Linked DNA regions of Homo sapiens: region 2 is linked to region 1. The links are chromatin contacts, found by Hi-C or POLR2A ChIA-PET in ENCODE. All regions are on one chromosome and are shown on one strand. The core of a region is the stretch at or near the end of the contact, and the rest is flanking DNA. Distances in the headings are between cores, read along the strand shown.

Region 1 (5,366 bases), core at 1,352-3,851:
TCCTGCAGGCCATCTGGACTTATAGGTGCAGGTCACAAGGGTTACAATGGCTGAGCTTCAGCTCAGAGGCCTGACACTGTCTTCTCCCCACAGGCAGCCACAATTGACATTGAGCTTCAAGCCAAAGCCATAGCTAAACACAGCTGCAGTTTTCAATAATACACGCCATGCCCTTACCCTCTTGACTGAAGAAACATCTCAAATTAGACAGATAGCCTTATGAAACTATGGCTCTGGACATGTTAACAGCAGCTCAAAGGGGGAACTTATGCTATAATCAAAACAGAATGTTATGCATACATTCCAGACTATTCACATAATGTTACTCAGGCCACAAAAGACTTAGACACCCACATCTCTGCCATTGACACGCTGTCAGTTGACCCCATATCAGCTTGGTTCTAACAACTGCCTAGTCCTTGGGAAACTTTTTTTGTTTAGCATGCTTGGGATAATTCTATTCATTCTGTTTTGTGCTGTGGAATATACTGCATTGTACTTTTTATGTAGGAATAAGAGTTAAGCTTATTCAATGCTTCTTTAAATTTAACACGTTAATTTTCTAGATTTCACCTTTTTCTGGGACTTAGAATTATGTATGATTGGTCCTCACTATACAGATGCTTTCTGACTGGCTAGCTCTCTACTTTGGGCAAAGGGATCCTAATGGTTAGGCAGGAATATCATCGCTTCTGTTCAGCTTGAAGTTACTGAAGATGGATCTCTGTCCCCCTGCACCCCTTAGGATTAAAGGTCTCCTTGTAAAAAGGAGGAGGGAATTATGTCAGAAGTGTCCTAACCAGAGTGATTCCATCTTGAATAAAGGTCAGATAAAGCCAAACCTGCTGGGCGACTTTCCCAGGAAGATAGGCACTCTTCACAAGATGTTTATGGTTGAGGAAATGAGATAATGGAAAAAGGCATTCTTAGTTTAAAAATGAGTTTCACTTTAAAGATAACAGTACACCCATAAATTCTCCCTGAAGTCAATAGTTACACAAGAGAATAACAATACTAATAGTCTGTAACAAGCTGATCATAGGCTTTTGTAATGAAGTACGCTAGTTTTAGCCCTATAAAAGCAAGCATTACATTGAAGGCAGAGGTGCTCCTATATAAACAATACTTGCTTAGTACTACTTCAAAGCAAGGATACTACTCAGAAACACAGTAGTACTATTATTAGAAATGGAGTAGTTTCTAATGAACTATTTTAACTACTATGCTCTGCGACTTGCCCTGATTCTTTGCCGTGGACGTCTAAGAACCTGCTCTTGGGTCTGGAATGAGACCCTTTTTCTGTTAATTCCTCTATTCCAGTCTTGAAAGTAAAAGCCAGTCTTGAAAATAACCTGTGAAGCCCCCAAGATCCACCCCCACTCCCTTACCCGCTTCCTTCCTGACTTCACCTACCCCTCTTACCTTCCCTTGATCCTCCAGCAAGCCGGGCATCCTCATTCCTCCGCATTTATGCACCTGATCCTTTGACCAAAGTGCTCTTCCCTCTAGACCGCCTCCTTCGCCTCCTGTAGATTTTTATGCAAATACCCTGTTCTCAGTGAGGCCTTCCCTAACCTGCCTATTTAAAATGACCATCCCCATAACCGGGCACCGTTCCTCACACCTGTAATCCCAGCACTTTGGGTGGATGAGGTGGATGGTTCACTTGAGGCCAGGAGTTCGAGACCAGCCTGGCCAGCATATAGTGAAACCTCATCTCGACTAAAAATTAAAAAAAAAAAAAATTAGCCAGGCGTGGTGGTGGGTGCCTGTAATCCCAACTACTCTGGTGGCTGAGGCAGGAGAATCACTTGAACCCGGAAGGTGGAGGTTGCAGTGGGCCGAGATGGCGCCACTGCACTCCAGCGTAGGCGACAGACTCCGTCTCAAAAATAAATAAATACATAACAATAAAATAAAATAAAATGTCCATCCCAGTGCTCCCTATCTCTTTGCCCTACTTTTTCTCCCTAGTATTTACCACCATCTAACATACTACTTAGCATCTTATTGTCTATCTGCCCACACAATGTAAGCTTCACGTGGGCGTGGATCTGTCTTGTTCAGTGGTGAGTCCCCAGTGACCTGGTACATGGAGGTACTCAAAAATATTTGTTGCATAAAGTAATGAGCAAAGTTTGGCACAAATGTTAGCTATTATTATTTCAGGGCGTATCGGTAACAGCACCCTACCCTTTGCAAAAATCTCCTTGGGAACCAGAAACTTAAACACAACCAGGAAGAAAAAAAATCAGCCAAAAATAAAAGCGAATTAAGACAGTTGGGGTCTTATTTTAGAAATATACCTTTCTAGGTTCTGGTATGTTGGGCTCTGTCATCTTTCTACCTGATCAAGGAACCACTGTGACATTTTTTGGTAACTTCCAGTCTGTAGTTTGGATTTAGGAGTTCAGGATTCCAATCCTAATTTCCAGGTTCCAGCTGCGTGGCCCGAGTAGCCCGGCCAGCCCCACCCCGGGGCGCAGGAGGCGCGCGAAGGGCGGGAGTTCTCGGGTCCCCGCCCTCGGGGAGGCTCTGGGCGCGGGGCGGGACTCCGGGACGCTGGGCGGGCGTGCTAGGGCCCCGCCGCCCTGGCCCGGCCTTGCCTTGCGCTGCGCGCTCACCATGGTGGGCCCCGCGCCGCGGCGGCGGCTGCGGCCGCTGGCAGCGCTGGCCCTGGTCCTGGCGCTGGCCCCGGGGCTGCCCACAGCCCGGGCCGGGCAGACACCGCGCCCTGCCGAGCGGGGGCCCCCAGTGCGGCTTTTCACCGAGGAGGAGCTGGCCCGCTATGGCGGGGAGGAGGTAGGCGGGGGTGTCGCGGGCCGAGGGACCCGGGGTGGCGTCCGATCTGCGGCGAGCCGAGCGGGGACCCAGGAGGCGCCGGCGGCCCAGGAAGCTCTGGGGGACGCGCGGCCCGCGGCGGGCGCCCTGGGCCGGCGGGGGGCCTCCTCTCTCTAGGCCCCGAAGGATGGCCGAGGGGTGAGGACGAGTCCTCAACAGTCGGAGCGCTCCGCTTTGCCCGCACACCCCACCCTGAACTTCTCCCTCGGTCCCCGGGAGATTTCCCCTCTAGCCGCCTTTTCGTTGATGATCTGCGTACAGACCTCAGAACTTTTTGGTTTTCATGTTAGCATCAGCCGAGGCGTTTACTGTGCCCACGCATAGTGGGGAGTGGCGGGGGACGGAGGGAGGGAAGCAGAGCCTGCTCCCTGGGTTAGGTGGGAATTGAGACAGGTCCTGGGATAAGCCAGTCTTTGCCTGCACTTCCTTTTCCTGCCCCTGTATCCCAGGCCTCTGCATCGGACTCCTCAAACCCACTTTTAGGTCATGTACCCCTGGGGCTCAGCCAAAGCTGGAAGTGAGCGCAGAGGGTGGACTGGAGGTTAGAGACCCCCACAACCCCCCCGCCACACGTCAATAGAGACCCCCCCGCCCACACACACCCACACACGTCAATAGTCTAGAGGCGTCCAGAAAACTCACAACCACCTGCCCACCTGGGTTGGTTGGGACTGGAGCCGCACGACAAGGACCAACAGGGGGCTGATATTAGATGTGGAGCGGGGGAACGGCATTGGGGGGAGGTCATAGTACCATAGTATTTCAGAGCTGGCAGGAACCCATCTCCTGCTTTTACACATAAGGAAACTGAGGCCTGCCACCTGTTAGTGGTAGAGCAGGAAGAGGCCTGATGTTTTTCAAAACCCTCTGGCCTGGTCTCGCTAATTCCTGAGTTAATTGGCCTTATATGGACTAGGATTGCATGGGGGTATCAGAAACCTGGCCCTTAGTCAGTGATGCCAGTTTGGGCATCATTTGTGAAGGGGCCATTTAGAACCATGAGTCAGTGAGGACACCGAGGGAGGGAGACATGGCTGGGATGTGAGGATGTTAAGGGATGCCTTTTTGCCGGTAGCAGAGGGAACCAGATGGTTCAGAGTCCAGGCATCCGTGCAGAAAAGAATTAACATGGCAGGCCTGCTCTCCTTAGAAAAGCCTACTTGCAAGGGTGGGACTTGTCTAGTGTCTGGATTTCTCACCCTTCCCTACCCAATAACGGTGGACTCACTTGCCTAGGCCGTATATACAGATGGTGTGGTTAGTATTGAACACTGTATATGCTAGGCAGAGGGTGCCCCATGTGACCAGCCCCCAGTGAAAACCTTGGGTGCTGAGTCTAATGGGCATCTCTAGCAGAGGAATGTTCTGCCAGAAGAATGGCACATACTGTCAAGTTTTGTTGCTGGGGGAAGAGTGTGCTCTTCCTCATGGGAGGGAGAGAGCATAGGAAACCTGCACATAGATTCCCCTAGATTCTCCCTCTGTGTTTTTCCTTCCCAGCTGTGAGTAGAACTATATGCTGGGTTCTTGGAATCTTCCTTCTAGGGACTCTCCAACTGACCCGATGATCTTTGGGACCACTGGCACAAGAATCTAAGGAAAGAGAGAGTTCACCACTGAGGTTACAGCAAGAGTGCCAGAACTGCAAGATGAGGACTGAGAAAAGACCCTTGGTTTTTTGATGTTGATGTTATAGATTGAAATTTAACTGAGAGAGAGAGGACCTTGAGATGGAAACAGGGGTAGGAAACAATTGTTTTGGGAGTGGAGCCTGAGGATCTCTGTAGGTGGAAGGAAGGAGCCAGAGAGAGGAGGGGAGCGAGGGACGAGAGAGGCAGTTGAGTGCAGTGGGTTCAAGCTGTGCTGCGCTGTTGTTTGACCTAGATTGTTCTGGTCTATGCCTGTTATCCAGGGATAATTATTAATAACACCCTTTCACTCAGAAGTGTGACAATTTGTATAATACATTGGATCATACCTGGTTTTGAGTCCCTGTTCTGCTGTGTGATTTGGGGCAAATTACTAAACCTCTCTGAGTCTCCACTTTGTTCGTAAGATACTTGGATTAGTCCAGGTTTCACCAGGGAACAGAACCATTTGGATATCTATATCTATACAGTTGATCCTTGAGCAACACAGGAGTTCGGGGTACTGACCCCCATGCAGTCAAAAGTCTGCATATAACTTTTTTTTCTTTTAGAGGCAGGGTCTTGCTGTGTCGCCCAGAATGGAGTGAGTGGCTTTTCACAGGCAGTCATGGTGCACTAGAGCCTGGCAATCCTGGGCCCAAGCGATCCTCCTGCCGCAGCCTCCCAAGCCGCTAGTATTACAGGTGTGCACCCAGCCATGTATAACTTTTGACTACCCCCAAAACTACAGTTTTTTTCCTTTTTTTTTTTTTTTTTTGAGACAGGGTCTCACTCTATTGCTAAGCCTGGAGTGCAGTGGCAGGAACACAGCTCACTACAGCCTCCTCCTGGGCTCAAGCAGTCCTCCTACCTCAGCCTTCCCAGTTACTGGCATTA
Region 2 (5,366 bases), core at 1,258-3,757, 270 kb before region 1:
TCATGAGCCACCACCCTAGGCCAAAATAATATTTTTATTTACTTTTTAATTGAAGTGTAATACGGCAGATCTTCAAACAATGTTGTTGTTTCATTATAACATTGATGAGAATAAAATGGATTCCCTGCTGGGGCTGCTGTCTGTGTGGAATTTGCATGTTTCCCCCATGTCTGCGTGGTTTTCTCCGGGTATTCCGGTTTCCTCCCACATCCCAAAGCTGTACCCGTGATGCTCATTGGTGTGCCTCAATGGTCCCAGTCTGAGTGAGAGTGGGTGTGTGTGTGAGTGTGTCCTGCGATAGGATGGTGTCCTGGCCAGGATGGGTTCCTGCCTTGTACCCCAAGCTGCCGGGATGGGCTCTGGCAACCAGAGATCCTGAACTGGAATAAGCGGGTAAATAGTGATCGTACTTGATTTTATTAATCTTCCTTAAATGTACTTATATGTAGCTCACATTTATTTAAACATTTCATATTAGAAGTGTTTTTGTCTTTATTTAGAAGCTGTTTCTGCGACCAGAAATATGCCGAAGGAACTTAACTCTTGTTTATACCCATTAGCCTATGGTAAAATTGGTTTCACCTAAAGTCTCAGTTTCCAAGAACCTACCGGGGAAGTTGTAAAGACTTACTGCATTTCATTGTATGACTATGCCAATTTATTCATCCACCATTGACATTTTGAACTCTAGCCAAATTCTTCTTCATGTGGGAGGAACTTCAGGCAGAGGAGCCAACCCAGGTGAACCAACCCAGATAGCTCTGCACACCTGCCTCACTCAGAGCCCAGGTCCTCCCACAGCTCTTTGGACGGATCAGGTCATTGCCCTCCTCACACAGTTCCAGTAGATTTCCTGCCTGGCTCCTTTCCTTCTCCTGAGGGTACCAAGCCCTCTTCCTCCAGAACGCATTGGCTGACTCTTCCACCACCGTGCCCACGGCGGGAGGGAACTTCTGGGGATCCCCACAGCATTCCCTACTTCTCATGTCCCTGCACACATCACTTGGAATTGTAATCCCTTCTTTAATTCCCATATTTCCAGTTGGACTGTATTTATTTCCTATTGCTACTATGAGAAGTTACCACAAAGTCAGTGGATTAGAAAGTATACATTTAATGTTCTATAGTTCTAGAGGTCAGAAGTCTGAAATGATTCTCACTGGGCTAAAATCATGGTGTCAGGTGTTCCTTCTGGAGGCTCTAGGGGAGAAACTTTTCTTGCCTTTTCTGGCCTTTAGAGACTGCCCTTGTTCCTAGGTTCCCTGGCCATCTTCAAAGCCATCAGTGGCTGATCAAGTCTTTCTCATATCACATCATTTTAACACTGAACTTCCATGTTTAAGGATCCTGTGATCCCACTGGGCCCGCCTGGATAATCCAGGATAATCTCCTGATTTTTTTTTTTTTTTTTTTTTTTTTTGAGGCAGGGTCTCACTCTATCGCCCAGGCTGGAGTGCTTGTGGCACAATTACGGCTCACTGAAGCCTTGACCTCCTGAGCTCAAGCAATCCTCCCATCTCAGCCTCTCAAGTAAGTGGGACTACAGGCACGTGCCACCATGCCTGGTTAATTTTTTTAAAAAAATTTGCAGAAACGAGGTCTCACTATGTTGCCTAGCTGGTCACGGAACTCCTGACCTCGCGGGATCCTCCCACCTCAGCCTCCCAAAGTGCTATGATTACAAGTATGAGCCACCACACTCAGCCAATCTCCCTATTTCAAAGTCAGTTAATTAGCAACCTTAGTTCTGCTTATAATCTAAATTCCCCCTTGCCATGTAGCATAGCAAAGTCATAGCATCTGAGGATAAGAATGTGTACGTCTCCAGGAGCCATTATTCTGCTTACCACAGACTCCAAGCTCTGTGAGGACAGAAATTATATCTCACTTTTTTTTAAGATGGAGTCTTGCTCTGTCGCCCAGGCTGAAGTGCAGTGGAGCGATCTCAGCTCACTACAACCTCCACCTCCCAGGTTCAAGCAATTCTCCTGCCTCAGCCTCCCAAGAAGATGGGATTACAGGTGTGCACCACCATGCCTGGCTAACTTTTGTATTTTTAGTAGAGGCAGGGTTTCACCATTTTGGCCAGACTAGTCTCGACCTCCTGACCTCAAGTGATCCACCTGCCTTGGCCTCCCAAAGTGCCGGCATTATCGGCGTGAGCCACTGCGCCTGGCCTATATCTCACTTCTGTTATACCTGCTTCATGTCTGTGCATTTCTTTCAGGTCAGGTAAAGAATCCTACCCTAGTTCTCTGCCAGATGGCACACTGCTATCTACTTATCAAAGCAGGCAAAGAAACCTCACTGTGGCTGTGAAAAAGGTGTTTTCCCGCAACCAGTCCTCTCACCAGCTGCAGACTCTTTTTCTAACAACATCATTTTTAGCCTGAGAATGTTGAAGACAGGGACAGTTACAGGTGTCTTTCAGGGCAAGAACCACGTCATTCATCTGCGTGTTGCCTATCACAGGGCCTGGTACACTTTCAGAACTCAATGCTTGTATGTTGAGTGGGTAGAGGTGGAGCCAGAGTCCAACTGGGGCGGCCAAGCTGATAACAAGGTGACCAGTAGGTCACTGGGTCAGAGATCTAGAGCCCAGTTGGGGTGGCTCCTGTGTGACCACAAACTTCTGAGGCATACAATACTGTCAATCAGACTACCAGGGAGCCAGGTGGCCTTGGATTTGGTGAATCAGGCCAGGCAGGAAGTCAGCAGCAGGCAGACAAGGCAGTGCCCACATAGGCACCAAGAGAGGGGTTGGGGCCAAGTGGGTTCAAGAACCTGGTGTGAGTAGAAGCTGAAATGGAAGGGGCACATCAGAAACCTGCAGGAGAAAAGGAGCAACTTAACCAGAGGCAGCTTCCTGCACCATGACCCAGTACTGATATTGTCCTCTGCAGTGAGAATCAGCTCAGCTTAGCCACAGGCTCATGGGCCACAGCATGTGAGCGTGAGCAACAGCTGTGAGGGTCTCTGGTAGGCAGACTCTGAAACCAGAGGTGAGCTGAAAACAGTCACTTCAACAAGCAACAGTCACAGTAGATACGAAACTGAATAGGACAGTCACCACCCTTGGGAAGCTCATGGTCTAGCGCAACAGTCAGGCACCAAAAAACAATCTCATATATGGTGGTAAATGAGAACAAAAGGCTACCAGACTGAAAGCTTTAAAAAAAAAAAAAAGAAAAGAAAAGAAAAAAAAAAAAGGCCGGGCACGGTGGCTCATGCCTGTAATCCCAGCACTTTGGGAGGCCGAGGCGGGTGGATCATGAGGTCAGGAGATCGAGACCATCCTGGCTAACACGGTGAAACCCCGTCTCTACTAAAAAATACAAAAAATTAGCAGGGTGGGGCGGTGGGCACCTGTAGTCCCAGCTACACGGGAGGCTGAGGCAGGAGAATGGCGTGAACCCGGGAGGCGGAACTTGTAGTGAGCCGAGATTGCGCCACTGCACTCCAGCCTGGGCGACAGAGCCAGACTCCGTCTCAAAAAAATGAAGTAATTAATTTTAAAAAAAAGTCTCTTTTATCCTTTCCAATAATGCTTTGTGGTAGATATTATTTCTTCCACTTCATAGACAAGAAATGTGAGGCTCAGAGAGGATAAATAGCTTGCCCAAGGTCACACAGCTGTGTGTAGATCCAGTTTACAAACTCAGGTTTCTGTTACTCAAAAGTCCACACATCTCAGCTCTGAAGCTGAAGCTGTTTTTCTCTATCGCTGGGCATGTAGTAGGTATTCAGCAAATGACTCCTTTGAAGTAGATTTAGTTCTCATGCTCCTGTACTCTCCATGCATTTCTATTATAACTCTATTCTAGTCCCAAGCACTTGGTAGAATAAATATATTTCATTCATTCCAAACAGGCCTTAAAGTAGGATAATTTTGTGTTTCTGAGTGACAGGGACTATACCCTACCAACTTTTTTTTTTTTTTTTTTTTTGAGACGAGTTTCACTGTTGTTGCCCAGGCTGGAGTGCAATGGCGCGATCTTGGCTCACTGCAACCTTTGCCTTCCAGGCTCAAGCGATTCTCCTGCCTCAGCCCCCCGAGTAGCTGGGATTACAGGCGCCGGCCACCATGCCCTCTTGTTCGTTTGTTTGTTTGTATTTTTAGTAGAGACAGGGTTTCGCCATGTTGGCCAGGCTTGTCTCGAACTCCCGACCTCAGGTGATACACCCGCCTTGACCTTCCAAAGTGCTGGGATTACAGGCGTGAGCCACCGCGCCCGGCCCCCTACCAACTTTTTACCCTAACATACAGTAAGTGTTAACACCTGTGAGTGTGAGTGTGAGTGTGTGAAGGTTAACCTGGAAGCATTGTGCTTGATGGCCTAGAAAGGGAACAAAGAAAATCTTGGCTGCAATGGTCAGGGCTATTTTATTCTTCCCAGTACTAGTAGTGCCTGGCACATTAGAAGTGCTCACACACATTGGCTGAATAAATGAAGAATCCTGCATTCATTCACCCTAGTTCTAGCTGTAACAATAGAATCCTATTCACTCTGGGTAGTTCTAGAGCCAGTTAGAGATATTGTATTGCATTCTGGAGACCCTCCAAGTCCAAGGAATTTCACCGTGTCTACAGAATACCCCTGTCTCCAAAGAAACTACATTTCAGTTCCAAGTAGTTGTACCACAGTCATAAACACAACCACAAAGGAGAAATGGAAACAAACCACCAAAACACTGTGACTGGGAGGCCCAACTCCTCTCAACCACTGAAGAGCAGTTTCTAAACAAACACAAAGGGAATTGTACCTGCTCTGGGTCCTGCCAAAAGAATAGAAAGCAAACCCAAGAAAGTCAGACTGGCACCAAGTGAGAACCCAACAGGGCCAAATAGGAAGCTCACTGGGGGAGGAGAGATGCCAGGATTAGTGGTGGTAGGAGGTTGACCTAATTCCACTGTGTTCAAGGGATATTACTGCCTGGTCCAATGAGTCATACAGCTCAGGCATGTCATATCATTTTAACCACAGATAATAAGAATAACAACCTCCTTTTATTGAGTGATTACTAAGTACCGGCCCTATGCTAAGCACTCTTTACACATTAGCTCACTTTTGCTAAGACTGGGCAGGGAGGTAATCAAGTCGCAGGAGTCATCCAGGTAGGCAAAAGAAATATGAAGGCAAGCGCACCACCAAGGCTGAGGACAGGAAATTTGGATGTTGACAGACAAGTGTCTGCCCCACCTCTAATTCGTTAAGCTGATGATTCCCAAACACACATCGGAGTAAACTGGGAAAGTTTTCAAAAGACAGCTTTCTGAGTCCCCCTCAGACTCACTGAATCAGAATTTCTAAGGACAAGGCCCAGAAATCCATATTTTTATCTATATTTTTAAAATCTATATTTAA

The links. A loop is a pair of places that touch in the nucleus more often than their neighbours do. ChIA-PET counts read pairs that join two places held with the same protein, here RNA polymerase II (POLR2A). Pooled maps may share reads with other maps.
Region 2: a loop to region 1 is called in a pooled map, with 2.7 times the contacts of the local background. The contact joins the enhancer-like site here to the promoter of NENF in region 1. A Hi-C loop is called at or near these places in 1 of 37 single-sample maps with no recorded cell type and 2 of 50 pooled maps. POLR2A ChIA-PET finds 5 or more read pairs at or near these places in 1 of 52 experiments (WTC11).

What each region holds. Positions count from the first base shown.
Region 1 is chr1:212,430,319-212,435,684 of GRCh38, forward strand. It overlaps NENF (neudesin neurotrophic factor), which reads left to right and starts at 2,602. Exons shown (of 4, transcript NM_013349.5): 1 at 2,602-2,802. The coding sequence starts at 2,626. LOC105372906 (a long non-coding RNA gene) reads right to left here and starts at 2,499. Exons shown (of 3, transcript XR_922577.4): 1 at 2,307-2,499; 2 at 1,423-1,526; 3 at 1-13. RefSeq lists a cis regulatory region at 677-964, a silencer at 2,388-2,947 and an enhancer at 3,108-3,197.
Region 2 is chr1:212,156,689-212,162,054 of GRCh38, forward strand. No RefSeq gene overlaps it. Among named protein-coding and RNA genes, the nearest start is that of MIR3122, 82 kb to the left of the region's middle. RefSeq lists an enhancer at 4,545-4,654. Within about 2 kb of position 2,508, at least 2 of the 41 ENCODE cell types and tissues checked have a DNase peak (open chromatin) inside an H3K27ac peak, as active enhancers do.